Regions from separate parts of the Homo sapiens genome. Here region 2 is linked to region 1. Evidence: chromatin loops called from intact Hi-C (ENCODE). Cell type or tissue: dorsolateral prefrontal cortex. All regions are shown on one strand. Links, peaks and the distances in the headings refer to the core of each region. The heading gives the core; the rest is flanking DNA. Region 1 overlaps ADAMTSL2 (ADAMTS like 2). Region 2 has its middle 16 kb from the start of MYMK.

Region 1 (10,237 bases), core at 777-8,776:
GCTCTTCCTCACCCAGAAAGAGGCAATTATTTCCTCTCAGCAGCCTGGCCCCAGGAGCCCCCTTCCCTCTCTGGGGCTCTGCCTCTCCTTTTGTGCCCTGCCATGGAGCCCCAGGGCCGGGGCAGCCCCTCTCTGCCCAGGGAAGGCACCGCCCTCAAAGACAAGGCTTGGCCGGGCAGTGACCTTCCCTGAGCGGAGGGGTGGCTTGAGCAGGACACTTCTTGCCCTTACTCAAAAACGAAATGGCCAGTTTCCAGAGGCGTCGGGGGAACGGCTGACGAAGTCACAATCGTTATGTTCTCAATTGTTTTCCTCCTCTTACTTTCTCTCCTGCCTCGTTTGGACAGGCCAGTGGCATTCGCCCTTGAGGTCCCTCGCAGCCCCGGCCCCCCGGGCCCGCCCACACCTCTGGCTTCCTCTGTGCATCCTGTGAAGTCTGTTTCTGATGCGTTGGCGTGGGGGGTGGGCTGGGTGGGGTGGGGATGAGGGCCCAGCCCTCATGATTCCATTTCCCAATTCCTTTCTGGTCTCCATCCTCTCTGTAGATATGTAGATCTCTTTGAAACGAAGTAAGCACCCATCCCTCCCAGCTCACTCGGCTCCACCGTGGGGACCTGCTGGGGGAGCCGCTGGCTCCCTGAGGAAAGTGAAAGCCAATAAAACATCTCCCACACTCTCGTGCAGCGTCTTCCGTCCTCCCGGGTGTCCAGGCCGTCCACACCCACGCTCTTCAACCTTCTGGGAGGGGCTTCCTCCCACCCCGCAGGAGGCAGAGTCAGCTTCTCCTTCCGGATGCAGCCAGTCAGGCCAGGGCTCTGCCCGGCGGGGCCGAGAGCTCCTCTCTGGCTTGGGGGCACAGCAGTGGGCCACGTTTGATTTTGAGTTTCCCGGTGGCTATCCATCTTCCAGCATTGAGAACTACCAGAGTGGACTCTGAACCCCTGGACAGAGGGTTGTGGGGGGGACAGGCTGGGTCCCCTGGGACAAGTGACAGAGCATCTCTGGGCCTCAGTTTTAGCCTCCACACAATGGGGTAATCGCGATGCCTATATCGTGGGGACCTTTGGAAGATAAATCCAGGCAGCACCGAGGAGGTGCTGGGCACAGAACCTGGCATACAGTAAGTGTATAATAAATGTTGGCAGAAAGGAGAAGCCGGGAGGAAACAGTAAGACAGGAAGATGTGGGTTGGGGGACACAGGAGGAGAGAAGAACAGCGAGGTGAGGGCGGGCAAAGGGTGAGGTGGGCAGAGAGGCCTCAGACCCCGGGGTCTCAGGACTCGGTTCTGTCCGGCCCAAGCTGGTGACCTTGAGCAAGTCCATCCCAGGGGCCTCTTAATTCCTGGACTTTAGGGATTGAAAGGACCATCCTGATTGCAGCGCCTCAGTGCACACGCGTGCAGGCACACTCAGAGGCAAGAACACACTGGGGGGGGGGGTGCTGCCTTAGTTTCCCCAGAGCCCCAAGTCCTTCAGAAGCCCCCCTAAAGCTGTGATGGACGCTGCTGTGGCTCCCAGTCTGAGAACAAGCTGGCCTCACATCGAGGAAGCAGCCCGGCAGCCACTCACCTCCCGACTGCCTGCGTGCTCAGAGACACCTCCTGGGGCCTCTCCGGGCGGTACAGCCCCGTCCTTCCTCCCATGCAGCGTCCTCCAGCTGTGTCACTTTTCCTCTCCTGAGTGCTCTTTGCTGCCCTCTTGTCTGGGAAAAGCCACTCCTGCTGCTGGGTCAACCAAGCAGCCCCTCCCCAGAAGCCCCTGCGTTCCTGCACCCACAAGTCCGGGTCAGGAAGCCCTCCATGAGCTCCAGGAGCGGCAGTGACGGTGCTGTTTCCTGAGGCTCAAGGTGGGCCCAGCCCCGCGCCCCCAACACCTGCCTCATCTCCTCTGTTCTTGCCCACGCACTTGGAGGTGGGTGCCCTACACCTTAGCCAAGGTCCCTGCCCCCTGCCCCCACAGGTCCTGTACCAGTTGCTGATGGGCTCGAGATGTCCACTCCTACTCCAGCGCCTGAGTCCCAGTGTCCCCAGACGCCCTCCCTGCACACTCCCCACGCCTCTCGTTGCCTTTTATCTGCGTCTGTCTTTCTCCTCAGAGCAGGTGCTGTGGTCCCCCACGGCCCACCCCTGCCCCTGAGGCCTCAGTGAGCTGGAGGGACCCCACACAGCCAGGCCTGGGCCCTCCAATCCCCAGGCCACCCACTTCTCCAGCCAGAGGCAACTGAGACCCCATGATGCCGCCATAAATAGGACCACTTTATTAACGTAGATGAGCACTGACGCTGACTGCAGGGGCGGGGGCCGAGGTCCATCCCCAAACGTCCCGTGGGCAAGCGCCTCTGCCCGGGGTAGAAAGTGCGGCGGGAAGAGAGCTCCATGGGAGGGGCTCCATAAGAGGGAGCACGCCTGGGCCTCCTTGGCTGCCTGAGCCCCTCTCACCCCATGGCCTCTGAGGGAGGAAGGCCCCCCACCACGTTGGGCTCGCCTGCAAGTTTCCTTCAGAAGGCCCTGCCACCCAGAGAGGGCGTGGGCTACGGGCCCGGAGCAAGACACCTCCACCGCTGGCTGTGGGCCCTGGGCCCCTCGGCTGGGGGCTGCTGGGGGGCTGGGGAGTGGGAGCCACAAACACAGGATCCACGCAGGAACACGGACAGGTTCCCACGGCAGGGGTGGCTCTGTCTGGGGGAGGCCACTGGGTGCCGGAGGCTCTGCCCCAGGAGCACAAAGGTCCACGGGCCGTGGGAAGTCCCCTCTCGACAGCCGAGGCTCAGTGCCACGTCTCTTAGGCCAGCGTGCCCCGCAGGAGGGGGGTCTGTGGAGGCCCCAGAAGCTGCAGCAGCCCCAGGAGGGGCGCTTGGTCTTCATCTGGAAGGGGCTGCAGCTGCCGGGCCTAGGAGTGGGGGGGCCTGCAGGAGCGGCAGCACGCCTTGCTGTAGTACCAGTGCCCGCAGAGGTTCACTTTGATGGCCAGGGCACAGTTGGTGCCTGGCTGGTCCTGGCAGCTGTCATCTGGAGAAGGAACACAGAGCGAAGCAGGGCAGTTTCAGGAGGTGGCCAAGGGGCGAAAACCCCAGGGACCCCCACGTGCCGTTTTCCAGGGGCAGTGGGCCTCCCACCCCGTGGTGGGTCTCCATCTCTAGCTCTCTGCCCCCTCCTTCCTGGCCCATCTCTGTCCCCAAGATGTCGCTGTCCCAGATCATGCCAGGTGATTTGATCTGTGTCCCAAGAGGAGTGATGCCTAAAGGAGCTACAGATGTCACACCCAGAGGCCTAAGCATCCCCAAGGGTTCCACAGGGGCCCCCCGTCCACCACTCAATGTATCCAAAGCATAACTCATCACGTGCCCTGCACCTGGCACCCTGTCCCTCCTCCAGGTGCCCAGGCCCTGCTTCAGCTGCTCCCCTCCCTGCCCCCTGTGTGCCAGCCCCTGGCCGCTCCAGCTGAGTCATCCTGGATTCAGGTCTTGGCCCCACAGTGGCCCTGCCATCTGAAGCTGACCCTTTTCCCAAAGTACAGGTCTCAGCATGGCTCCCTGGGGCCATGGAGCCCCAGTCAGGCCTCCCCCATTCCCCTTCCCTCTCTCCCCTCCCAGTGGGGCTCGGCCATGCCGGGAGGGAGCCCCCACTCCCTGCACAGCTTGGTCTCTCAAGCTGGTTCCCAGGCTCGCCATCAAGGTGAGCAATGTCTGCTCACCCCTCAGGCCCTGACTCTGTCCTCGCCTCCCCTGGGAATTCCCAGAGCCACCCTCGGCCTCCCCGCGCCTCACCTGGGGGCTCCGTGGGGCAGGGCTGCAGATCACAGGCCTGTCTGCCAACGGGCTTCACCAACGGATCGCAACCACGGACGATGTCGGTCCCCTGGTAGCACTTGACGTCTCGCATCCTCACGCCCACCCCGCAGGTCTTGGTGCACTGGTGTGGGAGAGACAGAAGGCATGGGGAAAGCCTCCTGATGGGGCAGGGGCCTGGGCAGGGGGCGGGGAACCTGCACACTCCCCCTTCCCCACCCCACCCTTCCCAGGCGGCCATGAGTCCCAACTGACACAGGACCCGTGGAAGCCCATTTGAAACTAGACCTGCGGCTCCAAGGCTGAGTTGAGATGCCGACAAAAGGGCACTGGCTGGCATTCGGGAGGCTCTGATTGTCTCCCACCCAGGGCTGCCTCAGTCTCCCCAGATCCACAGTGAGGGGTGGTCCCTCCTCTCTCATTTCCCAGGGGGTCCAGGCACTAGCTGGCCGTCAGGAGGATCTGATTCTCTCCCCACGCAGGGCTGCCTCAGTCTCCCCAGATGCACAGTGAGGGGTGGTCCCTCCTCTCCCATCTCCCTGAGGGTCCTCTGGCCCCAGCTTTCCTGGGTCTGTGGTGCAGACTGTTTGTTGTGGGCCGATCAAATGCATCTCGCGAAGTCACCACCCCCTCCAGTGGCTCCCCGTCCAGATGTTCCCCTTGGAAAACCCCGCTGAGCTCCCCAGAACACCAGAGACATCTGCTGGCCCCAGTCACCCTGCTGTCCTCCTGCCAAGATCCCACAGGCGGTGGCTCCCTCACACTCCCCCCAATGTGGGTGACCCCACATCATCCAGGCACGTCTGGGACCTGAGCCCTCTGTCCTCTGAGATGGGTGGGGTGGGAGGCCCTGGCCCTGGGACCCACTCTCCACTTCTGTTTGCAAAGGAGCAAGGAAGACCGATTAAGACTTGGCAGAAAGACTGCTGCCTGCCTGCCTGCTCCGAGCCAGGGGGTGGGGGCTGGCACCGTCTGCAGGCGAGGAGAGGCTGGCTTGGCGCTGACGGCGTGAGGACAATCAGCCTTTGGCAGGGCCCTGAGGAGCCTCTGGACGTGCCTCTGGAGAGCAGCACATTCCCGGCCAGCCCTGGTGCCAGCTCCTCTGCCCCTGGGGAGTGGATGGGACTGGGCAGCTGGGGCAACAAACACTGACTGAGCCGCCGCTATGCACCGGCATCGGGGGGCAGCCACCAGGAAGAAGGAGTCCACGCGCCCACCAGCCGTCTGTGCCAGCTGCACCTCGTCTGGCCCTGCCACCTCCTCATCAGGGCTAGGGGGATGCTCCTCCCCAGCACCCCAGGCTGTCCTTCTGGGGTCCCCGCTTCATCGCTTCATGGCTCCCCCCGTGCCATGGCTCATCACCCAGCAAGGTACCTGCACCTAGTGGGTCCGTGTTTCCTGGCCCCACAGTGGCCCCCCCATCTGAAGCTAGTGCTCTTCCCAAACTACAGACCTGGGCTGGCTCCCTGGGGCCCTGGAACCCCAGTCAGCCTCCCTGCCCCTTCCCACTCTCCCTCCCACCGGGCTTAGCCTTTCCAGAAGGAGGCTTCAGGGCCCGGCACGCCGTGGTCTCTCCAGCTGACTCCCGGCAAAAGCCGGCTCACCCTTCAGGCCCTGGCTCTGCCCAGGCCTCCCCTGGGAAGCCCCAGGCCCACCCTCAGCCTTTCCCCTCCTCACTCGGGGGTCCTTTGGTGGGCAACAGGGAATGAGTGAGTGTGTGTTCTCCCTCCTGAACAAGCATGTGTGCTACAGGGCAGGCAGAGGCCCTGGGGCGGGGTGGGGGGTGGGGGGTGGCGGGGCAGGGTGGAGGCCAGACACCACCAAGCGTGCACGAGGAGCCTGGGACCTGGCAAGGGCCCGGGGCCTGGACCCCAATCTCTGAGCAGGGCCGCACTGGGGTCCCCAGCTCGCTCCTCACAGACTCTTGGACTCTCTGCCTTGAACTCATAAGGTTTAGGATCTTGCATCCACCCGCCACAGCAACCAAGACTTGGAGCCCTCGGGCGCCAGGGCCTGATACACACCTGGGCACTTCACCATGAACGTTCCAGGCTCTGAGTTCCGTCTGACACCCCCATTTTGTCGCCTGGGTATTCAGAGTTGGCCCATCAGGAAACTGAGGGCAGAGGTAGCTGGAGACCCCAGGTAAACAGCCTGGCTATGGAAGCACCTGCCCAGTGATTCCCAGATACCCTCTGGACACCCCCAGGTCCCCCTCTCAGAAGCTCATGGCATTGCCAGGTGTGAGGCGGCTGGGTCTGGGGCCAGGGCTGGCGCTGCTGTGAAAGGGGCACGGATGGCTGATGTGTCACAGCTGATGTGAGTTACTCAAGCTGGAGTCTAGACAGGGCTGCCTCCGTGGGGCCCAGAAGGCAGAGGGGCACCCACTGGCACATGGCGAGGCTCTGGAGTCACCCGGAGGCCCCACAGGAAGTGCAGCAGAAGGGGAAAACAGCAGGAGAGGTGAAAGCAACCTGTTTGCTCTGCAAGACAACTGGGGGCGAGGGGGCACCCAGTTTGCCACCCCCTCTGTGAAACCAGGGCTGCCCACCCACCTCGGGGCTCCCTGCCCAGGGCCCCTTGGGATGAGCTGGTTCAGGCCCCCCTTCCCTTGCAGATGCCACACCCCACCTGGGTTTCACTCTAGTGCCATGGACAGGCCTGGCCTCCAATGTCTGCTACAGCCCCCAGTAACTGTGGGACCCCGAGTGGGCCAGAGAGCTCCCTGAACCTCTGAGGAATGGGGAAAAGAACCTCTCCTCATGGCACTATTGGGAGAGAGGAGACCCTTCAGGCAAAGAACTGGGTGAGGGTTGCCACACGTGCCTCAGGGCCTCAGGGTGGGAGGGCTCTCCTCCCCTCTACAAAGAGAACCGCGATCTCAGCATAGTCCTGCCTCACATCCTGACGCTGGGGCATTCTGGGGGCCCAAGAGTCAAAGAATCTCGGAGGGGCCAGACCCGTGCAGGAGACGTACTGCCCTTCCCTCTGGCCCCGCCGGTGTCCTGACATGGGGGTGCATGTCTATTACTGTCTCCCTAAATTCCAAGCGGCTGCCTTGGCTGTGGCTCCCAGAGGGCCAAGCCTGTGTCTGCCTCAGCCCAATCTGCTCCCCCCGCCCACCTGGGGTCTGTCTGTCCCGCGGTGTCCGGCACATGGGCTGCCAAACATGCAACTTAGAGGCCACAATTCGAGGCCGGAGTTCCCGGGCCCAAAAAGGCCCAGGACGAGTGCCGTAGGGATCCCAGGGACAAGATCAGAGAAGGCTTCCTGGAGGTGCTGGCTCTCGCACCAGCTGACGTGGTGGAGTTGAGAAGCTTTCCCGGGAAGGAAAGCCCTCACAGAGGCTGTCAGGGAGGGAGGAGCAGGAAGCACTTAAGGAGGCTTGAGGCGGGAGGGGCGGGATCGACATTCAGGTCTGGCCTCAGGCAACCTCAGAGGGGCCGGCTGGGAGCTCACCTCTGACCAGGGGCTGGTGTACCACTTGAAGCAGGGCCTCTCGAAACACGTGCTCTCCTCGGGAGGCTTCTTGGCGAGCCCGCACTCGGGGCCACTGCGCGTCTGCGGCTTCCCGTTGGCCAGCTCCATGCAGAGCACCAGCCGCTTCTTGACCCCGCGCCCGCAGGTGGTGTTGCACTGAGGCCGGGGCAGAGGGAGCGGGTCAGCGCCAGGGCCCAGCAGGACCCTACACACAGGGCCCACGGCGACTCTGGTGACAACGGGCTGGTCAATAGCAATTGGGTGAGAATGCTCCAGTGCATAACAAACTGGCTGGAAACTCTTTGTTCGATAACCATTTGGCCCCAGATGGATTTGATCAAAAGCAATTTAGCACATAACCATCTGTTTTGAAACAAATTGGCTAATGACAATCTGGCCAGTGATGATTTGGCCAAAATCAATTTAGCAGAAAACAATTTGGCTCGAGATTATCCGGTTTAGTGACCTGCCGGGAGCTGCTGGTTGAAAGCAATTTGTGGAGAGCAACTCGTCTGAAATGGCAAGTTGGTGACGATGACAGGTGGGTGCGGAAGACACACTGGTCACGATCAGAGGTCGCAAAGGCCCCTGGGCCAGGAGCAGGCAGCCAAAACAACCCCTGTCCCTAGCTTTCTGCGTCCCAGGGACTTGGGGGCCCAGGCTGGGGGCAATGCCAATTCTGCACGTACCACTGAGCCATGCAAAATTGAGATTTGGGGACTTGTAAGGTGTTTTCCTACCTTTTAAGCCTTTTGTATTCTAAATTAATTTTTAGGGAATTGTCCCTTCATAATTTGCAATGAATTCCTCTTTTTCACCCATCTGTGGTCCCAGCCATCTGGCTCTCCTCTCTGGCCAAATGCTCTCCAGATACCAGGAGGCCCTTCCGCGGGCTCTGGGGCACTCACCCGCTCCCAGTCCTGGGCCAGCCAGTGGGCGGGACAGTTTTTGTCCCCACAGGGGTGGATGGCCAGAGGCTTGGTCTCCATCTGGCACTGGGACTCAGGTACTACCCGTCCGTCGCTGGTCTTGCAGTACACGTGCCTGATGGTGCGGCCTTGCCCGCAGCTTCCACTGCACTGCAGGGGAGAGGACAGGCAGGGGACATCCAGTGAGAGGCAGCCACACCAGGAGGGGCCCTGGATGTCAGTCCCAAGGGAGAGGAGTGGCTCCCAGGCAGTGTCGAAGCGGTTGCCATGGTAACCACTTTTTAAATAACATTTTCTATTCTAATTACAGAAATAATGCATGCTTGATGAAAAGCACACAGAGAAAAGCACACTTAAAAAGATCATCTGTGCACCCACCACCCAGAGGCGACCCCAGCTAGCATCTGAGCATCTCTCTCGATGAGAGAGACAGAGACAGGGAAAGAGACAAAGACAGACACAGAGAGACAGAGATGGGGAGACAGACAGAGAGACTCGGAGACAAACAGAGACGGGGAGACAGAGACAGACCAACAGAGGAACAGAGACACAGACACACACAGGGAGACAAAGGCAGAGAGAGATACAGAGAGATAAACAGGTGATAGAGGGAAGGTGATGCTGGCCACGTGTTTGGAGAGAAGTTTTGATTCCTATAATAACATGGGAGAAGGCTGGTTGGACATTCTTGACCTCACACCCTTGCCTCGGAAAAAAATGGAAACTGAGGCACATCAAGGCAAAGCTCTGGGTCCCCTCACCAGCCGCACGCCCAGCCACCCCTCAGTGCAGGCCTCACCGGTCCCCAGTCGGAGACGGTCCACTGCCGGTCACAGGGCGGGCCCGTGCAGTTCTTCTCCCCTACAGGCCTGGTGTTGGGGTCACACAGCTTCTCATCCTCCGAGCAGCGGATGTCCCTGGTCACCACACTGCGCTCCCCACACTTGGCAGTGCACTGGGGCGGCAGGGGGAGGGGGCAGGGGGGGTGTGACACAGGTGTAGCCACCTCCATCTCCCAAGCCCAGCTCCCCAGCTCTTCCCGACCCCCGGCTTGCTCCCGCAGGCACTCACCTCGGACCACTCCGACATCTCCCACTGGGGCCCGCAGGCGGGGTTCCGGCAGGTCTTGCGTTCCTCGGGCCGCACGGCCTCGGCTGCCTCGCACAGGTCGCTGTACACGGAGCTGTCGAAGCCGGGCGAGAGCATCTTCCAGCAGCGCACGACGCGGAACTGGTAGCCCTCTCCGCAGGTGCGCGAACACTCGCTCCAGCTGCTCGTCTCCCACCTGCCCCGGGAGCGGATGGCCTTCAATGATCCCCCCCATGGCAGCCGGGACCCCATGCAACCCACACCCCCAGAGACAACGCGGCTCCTCCCTTCCTCCCCTATGTGGTCCAAAACCGCACACAACAAGCTAAGCCAGACAGGAGGGTGTCGAGGCTCAAGGGTGCAGGCTGGGCCATGACGGCCCCGGAGGTCTTCAGGGAGCACCTTAGCAAGGTGGTTGGCGGGTGCCCTGAGCGTGGGCTCGGCCTTCCTGCCCCTTCGTGCCCTGCTGTGTCACACAGGTGGCTGTGCGCCCACAGGATTCTGGCAAGGGTGGAAGTGAGCAGAAGGCACATTTCTGGATCTGTGTCCAGAAAGGGGGCATGGCCAGCGTGCTGGGGAAAGACCTCTCCTTCCCCTTAGCTTGAGCTGGGAGGGGTTATGAGTGAGACCCGGAAGTCTTCCAGGCAGATAGACTTGGAATAAGAGGTCCAAAGCTGATGGGCTCTGAGGGGAAGGACAGGGCCTGCTGGACCCCACCCCCGGGCCAGCCTTAGCAGCATTCTGGGGACCTTGGGCATTCTGCCCTTCCCAGAAAGGAGCAAACGTGCAGGAAGTGGGAGGCCCCAGATGGAGGAGTCCAGAAAAGAAGAGGCAGTGTGGCCGTGTGCGGGGAGCAGGAGGGCTCAGCCTCCGAGGAGTGTGTGATCCTTGTCGGGGGAGGCCGGCACCCTCAGGCTCATCTGGGGACCCCACTTGTCACTAGGTGTAGGAT
Region 2 (10,237 bases), core at 962-8,961, 64 kb after region 1:
CGTCTGCCCACCCCACTGCTGGCCAGGAGCCCAGGAGTCCCAGCCGGGTGCCAGCCATGACAGGGGGGGCTTCCATGTCTTCAGTTTTCTCCTGGAAACTGCTATCACCATCTCTGTCCTGTGTCCTCAGGCTCCGAGCGACCCCATTTAGGAAGCTGGGGCCAGCGGGGCCAGCTGGATCCCTGGCCCAGCCCACTCTGGCCCCACCCCTCCCGCTGGGTCCCTGAATCAAGCAGTTTTCATTATAACCAATAAGAAGTGCCTCAATGTATCAACCTCACTGCACCCCAGACACTTTATATACGTCCTAACCCTTAAAACAAGACTCAGCCAAGCGTCATCCCTCCCACCCCAGCCGCTTGTTCAGGGCCCAGAGCGGGGGCTGCCCCTCTAGAGTGGTTGGTGTGGGAGGTGTGAGCTCCGCTTCTGGCCCTCAGCACCCGCATGCTGGCTTTTAGCCCTGCACGCCGTCCCCAGCGTGGAAAGGTGATGGGTTTGGGTGCAGTGCCCGTGAGCAGAGGCTGCAGGGCCCAAATGCCGGGCTCCCTCGGCTGGGCCTCCCTGCTGCGTGATGGGCGGTGCTGTCTGTGAAGGACTGCGGGGGTGGTGGCAGCAGGTCCCAGACATCACCTCACAACCTGCGTCCCCCGGCACCCAGCGATTCCAGGCCCATCTGTCAGGCAGGAAGTTACCTACACCTGTCTGGGGCCTGTTTGTGTTTCCAGACGGTGCCACCGGCTTGGGAGTGGTTGCCCAGGTCCACTGCCCATGGAAAGAGGGCGGTTATTTGTCCTAGAGTCACCCCCTGTTGCCTCCAGGGCTGGGAGATAGCTGGCTCCGCTCCTGGGCTGGGGACAGGGTGGCCCTCTAGGCCCCTCCCCCATACGGTCGCTCTGACACCCTGGCCTGGTGGCCCCATCTGCTGCCCTCCCTGATGGCCTGGCATCCCCCAAGTCTCAGGGGCCCTGGCCTGCCCCTTCCTCACCTGGCGTCCCTCCTGGCCTTGAAGGGCAGGCATAGAGGACAGCCAAGCTCAGCCCTTTCCTGGCCCCGGAGTCTTTGAATGCAGAGCAGCCCAAGGCTGGCGCCCTCTCCCCAGCTCTCAGGGTATGAGCAAGCCAAGGCTCCAGCATCCAGGGCTCCAAGCCCATCCACCCAGCAGGGGAACTGGAACATGTCCTACGTGTCCCCATCATAGGGCTGAAGACACCCAACTTCTAAGCCCTGACCTGGGGTTGAGGGACAGGCATGGCACTGCCTCTGTACGCTTCCAGTCCACCTGAGGAGGTGCACACATGCCTGCACACACACCACACATACACACATGCACGTGCACACATGTACACACTCCATACACCACACACCACACATACACACATGTGCACACATGTACGCACTCCATACACCACACATACACGCATGTGCACACATGCACGCACTCCACACACCACACGTACACACATGTGCACACTGCATACACCACACACACTACACATACACGCAAGTGCACCCATGTATGCACTCCATACATACACACACCACACATGCACGTGCACACATGTACGCACTCCATACACCACACACACCTACACACACGTGCACACATGTACACACTGCATACACCACACACCACACATACACACATGTGCACACATGTATGCACTCCATACACCATAAACACACCACACATACATGCACGTGCACACATGTATACATTCCATACACCACACACACCACACATACGTACACATGCATGCACACACATACACACTCCATAAACCACACATACACACATGCACGTGCACACATATAAACACTCCATACACCACACATACACACATGCACGTGCACACATATACACACTCCATACACCACACATACATGCACATGCATGCATGTACACACTCCATACATCACATACACACACGTGCACATATATACACACTCCATACACCACACACCACACATACACACATGCACATGCACACACGTACACGCTCCATAGACCACACATACACATGTGCACACATATACACACTCCATACACCACACACACCACACACACGTGCACAAATGTACACACTCCATACACCACACATACACACACATATGTGCACACATATGCACACTCCATACACCACACACACACCACACATACACGTGCACACATGTACACATGCCATACACCACACATACACACGTGCACATATATACACACTCCATACACCACACATACACACACGCATGTGCACACACATACACCCTCCATAAACTACACATACACACCACACATACACACACGCACGTGCACACATGTACACACTTCATACACCACACACCCACACACGCTACATGCACTGTGAAAAGACGGGGTGTCCTTGAATCAGCGTCTTCCCCTCTGGCCCCGTGTGGAGACCACATAAGCCTCACACCAGGCTTTGTAGGGGACAGGCTCTGGGGACCCCGTAGCTGGAGAGCCCTGGACATCCCTGCAGAAGCAGGCACCTGCACGGTGGCCGCCCCACCTCCCTCCCCACCACAGCAAGCAGCCAGCACCCCCCTTTCCCGCTTCGCAGCAGCAGCACATGGAAAGTTGGAGGCGGCAGGCCACTCCGAGCAGGGCGGCGACGAGGGCCCTGCCAAGCGCGAAGGGCCACACTGGCAGGCTCCTCACTGCAGCGATTTACGAAGGCCGCCCAGAGCCTGGCCAAGTCTGTAAGTCACGGACAATTAGGAGGCGCGCTCCAGCCCTCAGTCCCTGCCCACCACTGCAGGATCCCGGGCTCCAGGCCCAGCCTCGACCCTCCCGACAGGGGCAGGCCCCTCCCCTTCACAGGCGACCCCTCGGGGGCCCCAGGACACAGTCCTGAGCCCACTTTGCCAATAAGGACTCCGAGGGCCAGGGACGTCAGACAGCTCGGGACAGTGGCTGCTGGGTGGGAGACGGTGCCAGGGTCTTGCCAGTCCCCCCAGCTGTGTCTCCCTCCCATGGCCTCAGGCACCACGGCCCACTTTGACATCTTGGGGGCTCTGACCAGGGAGCCAGGTAGGGAGCACCCGGGAGGGGCCACCCTGCTCCCTTGACACCCAGAATGGTCACCCCAACGCTGCAAGTTAACAAGAAAGAAACATTATGGCCTGCAGATGCAAACACCTCTGAATCCCTATGTCTGCCAGCCCCGAGGGCGTCGTGTCCCTGGAATCTGAGAAAGGGCCTCCAAGGCCGCCCCAGCCAGAACTCCCTCTCCCCAGCCCTGATCGGGAGACCTGGGGACTGTGAGTTCAGTTCTTGGAAAAGTAGTTCTAGATGTCACTAGGAGTCCCCAGCTAGCACTGGCCAAGAGGACTTGCTTTAGCAGTGGGGATGCTCTGGGCTGCCCAACACGCCTGGTGCCTGGGCATCTGCAACGTAGCTGGTACAACCCCAAACCTGGATCTTTAAATGTTATCCTCATTTTAAATAATTTAAGTTCGAATAGTCACATGGGTCCGGCCAGGTGCGGAGGTTCACGCCTGTAATCCAAGCACTTTGGGAGGCCGAGGTGCGCGGATCACGAGGTCAGGAGATCAAGACCATCCTGGCTAACACGGTGAAACCCCGTCTCTACTAAAAATACCAAAAAAAAAGTCACATGGGTGGCGTTGCCGATGAAATACAGGACGCCCAGTTGCGTTTCAATTTCAGATCTATAGCAGACGATCATGCAGCATAAGCGTGCCCCGGGAGCTATTGGAGAGACACTTGCGTGAGACACGCCTATACCAAAAAATGATTCATCGTGTATCTGAAATCGAGTTTATCCCAGAGTGTTCTGTTTGATCAGGCAGCCCTGTCCATGTGGCTGGTGGTTACTGCATAGGACGGTGCATCTGCTGGAAACAAAAGGGATGGGACAGCTCTGAGGACTCTTGGTGACTGAATGACCATGTGCTCCCACAGCTGGATCATTTCCCACTCTGGGGGGATGGGTGGGCACACACCCAGCAACAGCCTCCCCGAGCCTGGGAGCAGAAGCAGCCTGGGCCCCACCCATCCCAGTGCCAGGGTCAGCCACGCCCCAGCCCCACACTCCGGCCCCGACCTGCCCACGCCTGTGCCCCGTGCTGGGGCACACACCACACCCCCTCCTGGCACACATAGCAGGAGCCCAGCTCAGGGGAGAGTGCTGCACACCTCAGGCAGCACCAACGCGGAGACGTATTCTAAACACTCAACAGCAATGTAAACAAAACAGGCTATTGTAGCAGCCACCTCCAGCTCCCGGCAGCTCGTGTGAGGCTGGCATGGCACGGGGCAGTGCCCCCTGCCAGGCCGTCCTCTGTTTGCACAAGCGGAGGCGTTTTTGTCTAAGGGCAGTCTGTGTGCTGTGGCCTTTGTCGTGTCTGCTACTGAAATTTCCTGTCTCTGTTATTCTCTTCTCCAGTAAGACGATCTGAAACCCAAAACTTTTATTGCCCCTTTTAAAAAGGCTTTACAGCTCCCCATCTACTTCATAGACTGTCCCGCTCTCGGGGCTGGGATTGTAGTTAGGGCAAGCACGCTGGACGCCGGGAAAGGAATTCACCCTGGTCTCAGCCGCAGGGGCTTGGCTAGGAGGATGTGGAGGAGGGGTGGGCAAGGGATGTTTCTGCAGAGTCGGCAGGAAGCCCCGGGGTGTAAATCTCTTTGCCGGTTAGCTTGTTACCAAAGCAAGCTGCCTAAGGTGGTTAGAGGCAGCAGAGAGTGCTTGCAGCCCTGGGGCCCCCTGCCAGGCCACCTCTCCATGGCCAGGTGACCTTGGGGCCATTTCTGCCCATCTCTGCATCCAGATTCCCCACCTGTGAATGGGAACAGCAGCCTCACCCCGCCGACCACGCGGGCCCCTTTGAGTAAATTAAGTCAGAGGCTGGCTGGCTGGAAAGGTGTCAGGGAGTTTAAAAGGCAGAAGAGGCAGGAAGCAGATGGGGCAGGTGGGGGTCAGGACCCCAGCTCTCCCTCTATGAGCTCAGGCAAGTTCCCTGCATTCTCTTGGCCTTGGTTTCCCCTTTTATAATAGTGCCTGCCTCATATGGATGTTGTTAAGATTAAATGACACATTTATTATAAAGCATCCAGCACAGTATTTTTTAAAATACTTCTTTTAATGGCAATCATTATTATTTTCATTATTATTGGTCAAGGGCAAAACAATGAATCTCTAGAATTTTTTTTTTTTTTTTTTTGAGACTGAGTCTCACTCTGTTGCCCAGGCTGGAGTGCAGTGGCGCAGTCTCGGCTCCACCACAACCTCTGCCTCCCAGGTTCAAGTGATTCTCCTGCCTCAGCCTCTCAAGTAGGTGGGACTACAGGTGTGCGCCACCATGCCCGGCTAATTTTTGTATTTTTAGTAAAGACGGGGTTTCACTATGTTGGCTGGTCTCGAACTCCTGATCTCATGATCCACCAGCCTCAGCCTCCCAAAGTGCTGGGATTACAGGTGTGAGCCACCGTGCCCAACCAAATCTCTAGAATTTAAGAGGGGTCTCTATCCTTACCATCAGGGAGTATTCACTGCAGTTAAGGAACCAAATACCCACATTTGCCAAGGAAACAAATTGCTTCATACCAAGTGCCCAAGAATTATGGATGAAGAAAGTAAGGAAGGAAGGCTGCCTGGAAGAGGCAGGTTGGAGACTGAAGCTAGAAAAGCAAAGTGGACTGAACCGTGCGAGCCTGCAGATGCCCGACCCTCGGGCCGTGTCTATGATGGCTTTGTCATTCCATGGTTCTGAGTCTGGCCATGCCCCTGTGCCCTGCACCTCCCCAGACCTGCTGCACCCTTCCCACTGGGGCAGCAAGAAAGCCACCACTGCCCACGTGGAGAGAACGGTGCCAGCAGGAGACTGTGTGTCCATTGCCGGCTTCTGTCCCAGGACAGGGAGACAGACTGAGTCTGGGGTGTGTCTGTCCTGTGTTCATGGTCACCTGTGGCCAAAGGTGGAGGAAAAATGTGGCTTTGCTGGGCTTTTCTCCTGCCCTCCCTCAAGGGGGAGGATTTGTGGCCGACTGAGCCCATGAGCAGGACTTGGGAGGCAGACACAGGCTGGCCTCGTGGCGTGGCCTTGCGTGTGAAAGTACTGACGGGTGACCCTTCCCCTCCAACCATCTCGGGTGAATCGTGCCCTGTGTCATATCACCAGCTCTGCCCTGGTCTTGCTGTGCCGCCCCAACGCTTGACCTGAAACAGCAGGAAACAGGGGGCTCGGTCCCAGGGCCCAGTTTAAACGTCGCCCCTTCCTGAGTGTCTCCATGTGCCGCACAGCTTTCCCAACCCCAAGGAGTCACACAAGTCCAGCAGACCTGGGCTCTGCCTTCCGATGGTGCACAGACTGATGGGGGAGGCAGACCCAGAACTGAGCCATCGCGGGGGATTGGGGGAGTGAGGCGCTGGGTCAGAAAGGCTGCCCAGTGCGGGCGCTGCTGGGAGACCCGAAGGAGAAGGGGCCAGTGGCCCAGGGAGAGGGAGAAAGATCTAACAGGGTTTGTCTGGGAACTGCACAAGGTGGGCGTCAGTGGGCAGGTTCTAAGGATGTGAGGGTTTTAGGTGGGGGAGCCTGACAGTGGGTCTGGCTTCCATGAAGAGGTGGGCAGTGGCAGAAAGAGACCAGGAAGGCTGCTGCCCATCGGGAGGGAGCCAAGTCCACCAGGCAGGAGTGTGGGGAGGAGGGAGGCGCTGGGAGAGCGAAGGTGGCATCAGCAGGGCTCACTGGGGGCCCACCAGTCCCCCAGCTGGTTTTCCAGTGGTGCAAAGCCCAGTCATCGGTGACTGGTGGTGCCTGGGACGTGTGTCCCTCCAGCAGTTCTCAGCCATGGCCCCCAGCCTGCGGGGAGCTGCCCTGGTCTGGGAGGGGTATTGAGGCAAATTGTTGCCAGCAATCATAGCTCAAAGCTTTTGGACAGCTGGCTTGTGTCTTAAAGCCACACAGAGTCAAGGTCACCCCCAGTTACCTAGTCATTCGTTCCCCTGCAGCCTTTGTACGACGGAGGTGGCGGGAGAGCCGTCGCTCAGGGCCCAGCCTGCATCACACAGGCCAAGACCATGCCCAGCAGGCCAGGGGCGGATGTGGTCCCATGAAGCCTGGAAGCTCGACCCAGGCTGGGAGTGTCTAAATCAGCATCGCGTTCCCGCGCTCCGCCTGGCGGGCCGTAGGCAGGCACTTAACAAATATTTGTCAAATGAATGGATGAGTGGATTTTTCCATATCTGTCTTGGCAAGGGCAGGTTTATGCCTCCCTGACGAGTCCACATGCAAAAAACAGTTAGTCAGTGACCACAGAAGACAGCCTTGACCCCGCTGACCTGCACACCGGCCGCAGGCGGGAGCAGGCCATGAGCCAGAAAGGAACTGGCTCTGGAGTACCCACCCTGGGGCTGTGTGTCCTTGGGTAAGGCCCTTCAGTCCCCAAAACTTCCAGCAGTGACACCTGCTTATCCTGCCGGGGCCATCGGACCCAGCCCCACCCACCCCCCCACTGAGAACCTGGCCTGGGTTCAGTCCCGCCCTGGGCCAGGAAGGCAGCAGAGGTGCACCGGCCCCTCAGGCTCATCGGCAAACTGCACCATGTTGTCAAGCTGCCATCCTGTCTACGGTGATAGGGACATGACCCCACGCCCCCCACCCGCACACACTGTGGAGAAGCAAAAGAGACAAAAGCTGCATCCTGCACACAGGGGAACCCCTTTAGCCAGGGGGCCCAGGCTCACCCCAGGAGGAGCCCAGAGGAGCCAGCAGACGGCCATGACCACCCCAAGCTTAGGGCCAGTGGCCGGGCCTGGCCAGGGCTTCTGCCCAATCACTCCCTTCCCTTCCGAGAAGCTGGGTCCCTTGGGCCTTCATTGGGTTTTGTTTTCCTAACAGCTAGGCTAACGGGAGCCTGCTGGCCTAGAGCCCCGGCTGGAGCCAGGCTATCGAGTAGCTGCGGCCACATCTGGAAGACGTTTGGGCAGAGTTCGGCCCCCGCACCACAGCAGGCTGATAAGCGTCTGCTGCTGGCTTGGAGCTCCGGGAAGCTGCAGCCTCAGACCACCGGCCCTGGCTGCCTGAGCCTTCCAGAGGTAGGAGAGGAGGGGCAGAGGAAACTGGGGCGTTCTCTGGCCCCTGGCCTGCCAGCCCATTCCAGAAACCACAATGGCAGAACCAAAGATGTCAGCACAGAAGGCAGCCTAAGAGGCCCCAGAGCTCCACTTGTCCCTCCTGCAGACACCTGCTCTTCTATGCTGGGTCCCATGGTGCCTTCGCCCTACCAGTTGTCGAGATCACTCCCGTGACGGTCTTTAGGCCTGGACCAGGCTCTCGCACCTGGGACCACTTCCTCATCACCATGCATCTTAGTCATCTTGGCTTCCCCATCTCACCAGCTGGAAAACCAAGGATCCACGGAGTGTCTGCATGGGTGAGACCTCACACTGACAGAGCCAGGACACGGCCCCAAGTTTGGGGTCTCTGAGTCCTGTGTGCTGTACACTGCACTCACGGCCTCCTTTGTCCTGCCCTGTTCTGCCACTGGATGGCCCAACAGAGGTCTTCACTGTGGACCAGCGAAGCCCCTAGGCACCGCCTCCTGAGCTGTGAGCTCGCAGGGATCTTGGCTGTTGGGCTCATCACAGTGCAGTGGGACAGAATTCTAGGCAGCCAAGTGCCTGACTGATCCCACAGACAGCACCCAGCAAGTAACAAGTACATGAATCAGAAAACAAGCCACGAAGGAGGGGGAGGAGGTTGAGTCTCCCATCATTGGCTCTCGCAGTGCCTGCCAGACACTGTTAGAAGTGCTTTATGTGCTTGAGCCCAGGAGTTCGAGACCAGCCTGGGTAATATAAGGAGACCCTGTCTCTACAAAAATAATAATAATTATTATTATTTTAAAATATGGGCCAGGCGCAGTGGCTCACGCCTGTAATCTCAGCACATTGGGAGGCTGAGGCAGGTAGATCACCTGAGGTCAGGAGTTCGAGACCAGCCTCGCCAACATGGTGACACCCCGTCTCTACTAAAAATACAAAAATTAGCGGAGCGTGGTGGCGCATCCTGCAGTCCCAGCTACTAGGGAGGCTGAGGCAGGAGAATCGCTTGTACCCAGAAGGTGGAGGTTGCAGTGAGCTGAGATCACACCATTGCACTCCAACCTGGGCAACAAGAGCAAAACTCCATCTCAAAAATTAATTAATTAATTAAAAAATTAAGAAGTGCTTTCTGGATAGCGGCTGTTAGGTCTCTCAACTGCCCTGTGAGACAGGTACCGGACTGCCCTCCTAATGTTCATGATGATGTCTTCTTCCTTACTTTGCAGATAAGGGCGATTTCAAACTATTTTATCGCCATCATCATTATTGTTCTAACTGGTACTGAGGTCGGTCAGAAAACACAGTCTCTGAGACGGCAAGCCTTCACAGCGGCTGTCTCTCTCTATGGCCCAGCATGTGGTCAGCTTCCATGACGGCCCCGTGTAGTCCTGCCCTTGGCCTTCTGTGTGAGTCCGTCAAGTCAAGCTTCTTGACGATGCTGCTTAAATCTGTCATTACCAAGTATTTGCCTACTTGCTATCAACTCCTGAGAGAGGGGTGTAAAAATCTCCCACTCAGGCTGGGTGCAATGGCTAACACCTGTAATCTCAGCACTTTGGGAAGCCGTGGTAGGAGGATTGCTTAAGCTCAGGAGTTCAAGACCAATCTGGGCAACATAGCGAGACTCCACCTCTACAAAAGAAATTTTAAAAATTAGCTGGGCGTGGTGGCGCACACCTGTAGTTCCAGCTACTCAGGAGACTGAAGCAGGAGGATTGCTTGAGCCCAGGAGGTCGAGGTTGCAGTGAGCCGAGATCTCGCCACTGCACTCCAGCCTGGGTGACAGAGCAAGACCCTGTCAAGAAAAAAGAAAAAAGAAAAGAAAAGAGAATTCCCCCACTCTGCAAAGGACAGTCTTTAACACAAATAATGCTGGAACAAATCAATGTCCCGAGGCATCAAAGTGAACCTCAACCTTTTTTTCACATCCCACCCCAAAATTAACTCCAAAAACTAGAAAACCTCTAGCAGAAAACATCAGAGAAAATCTTTGTGACCTTGGATTAGGCAAAGATTTCTTAAATATGACACCAAAGGTGTGATCCATCAAAGAAAAAAACTGATCAACTAGACCATCAAAATTGTAAATATTTACCCTTCAAAAGACATCACGAAGAAGCAGACTGGGAGGAAACATACATAACCCTTTAAAG

What was found. A loop is a pair of places that touch in the nucleus more often than their neighbours do. Peaks named below come from ENCODE experiments on the same cell type or tissue, not always from the same donor. Only the 100,000 strongest peaks of a DNase experiment are listed, where the experiment ranks them.
Region 2: it touches region 1 in a loop (6-fold over the local background); 2 of 110 quality-filtered maps call a loop at or near these places.

The regions. Positions count from the first base shown.
Region 1 is chr9:133,567,517-133,577,753 of GRCh38, reverse strand. It overlaps ADAMTSL2 (ADAMTS like 2), which reads right to left. Exons shown (of 19, transcript NM_014694.4): 14 at 9,268-9,481; 15 at 8,996-9,151; 16 at 8,176-8,346; 17 at 7,247-7,423; 18 at 3,767-3,911; 19 at 2,235-3,008. The coding sequence ends at 2,890. It overlaps FAM163B (family with sequence similarity 163 member B), which reads left to right. Exons shown (of 3, transcript NM_001080515.3): 3 at 1-673. Among named protein-coding and RNA genes, the nearest start is that of FAM163B, 37 kb to the left of the region's middle. RefSeq lists enhancers at 1-144, 5,798-6,438. In dorsolateral prefrontal cortex, for the core only: no CTCF peak of the experiment used is centred there; DNase peaks (open chromatin) are centred at 4,505 and 4,803; H3K4me3 peaks cover 1,166 bases; H3K27ac peaks cover 1,350 bases.
Region 2 is chr9:133,503,746-133,513,982 of GRCh38, reverse strand. No RefSeq gene overlaps it. Among named protein-coding and RNA genes, the nearest start is that of MYMK, 16 kb to the left of the region's middle. RefSeq lists enhancers at 659-1,345, 4,282-5,001. In dorsolateral prefrontal cortex, for the core only: a CTCF peak has its summit at 4,331; DNase peaks (open chromatin) are centred at 3,957 and 4,258; H3K4me3 peaks cover 529 bases; H3K27ac peaks cover 2,731 bases.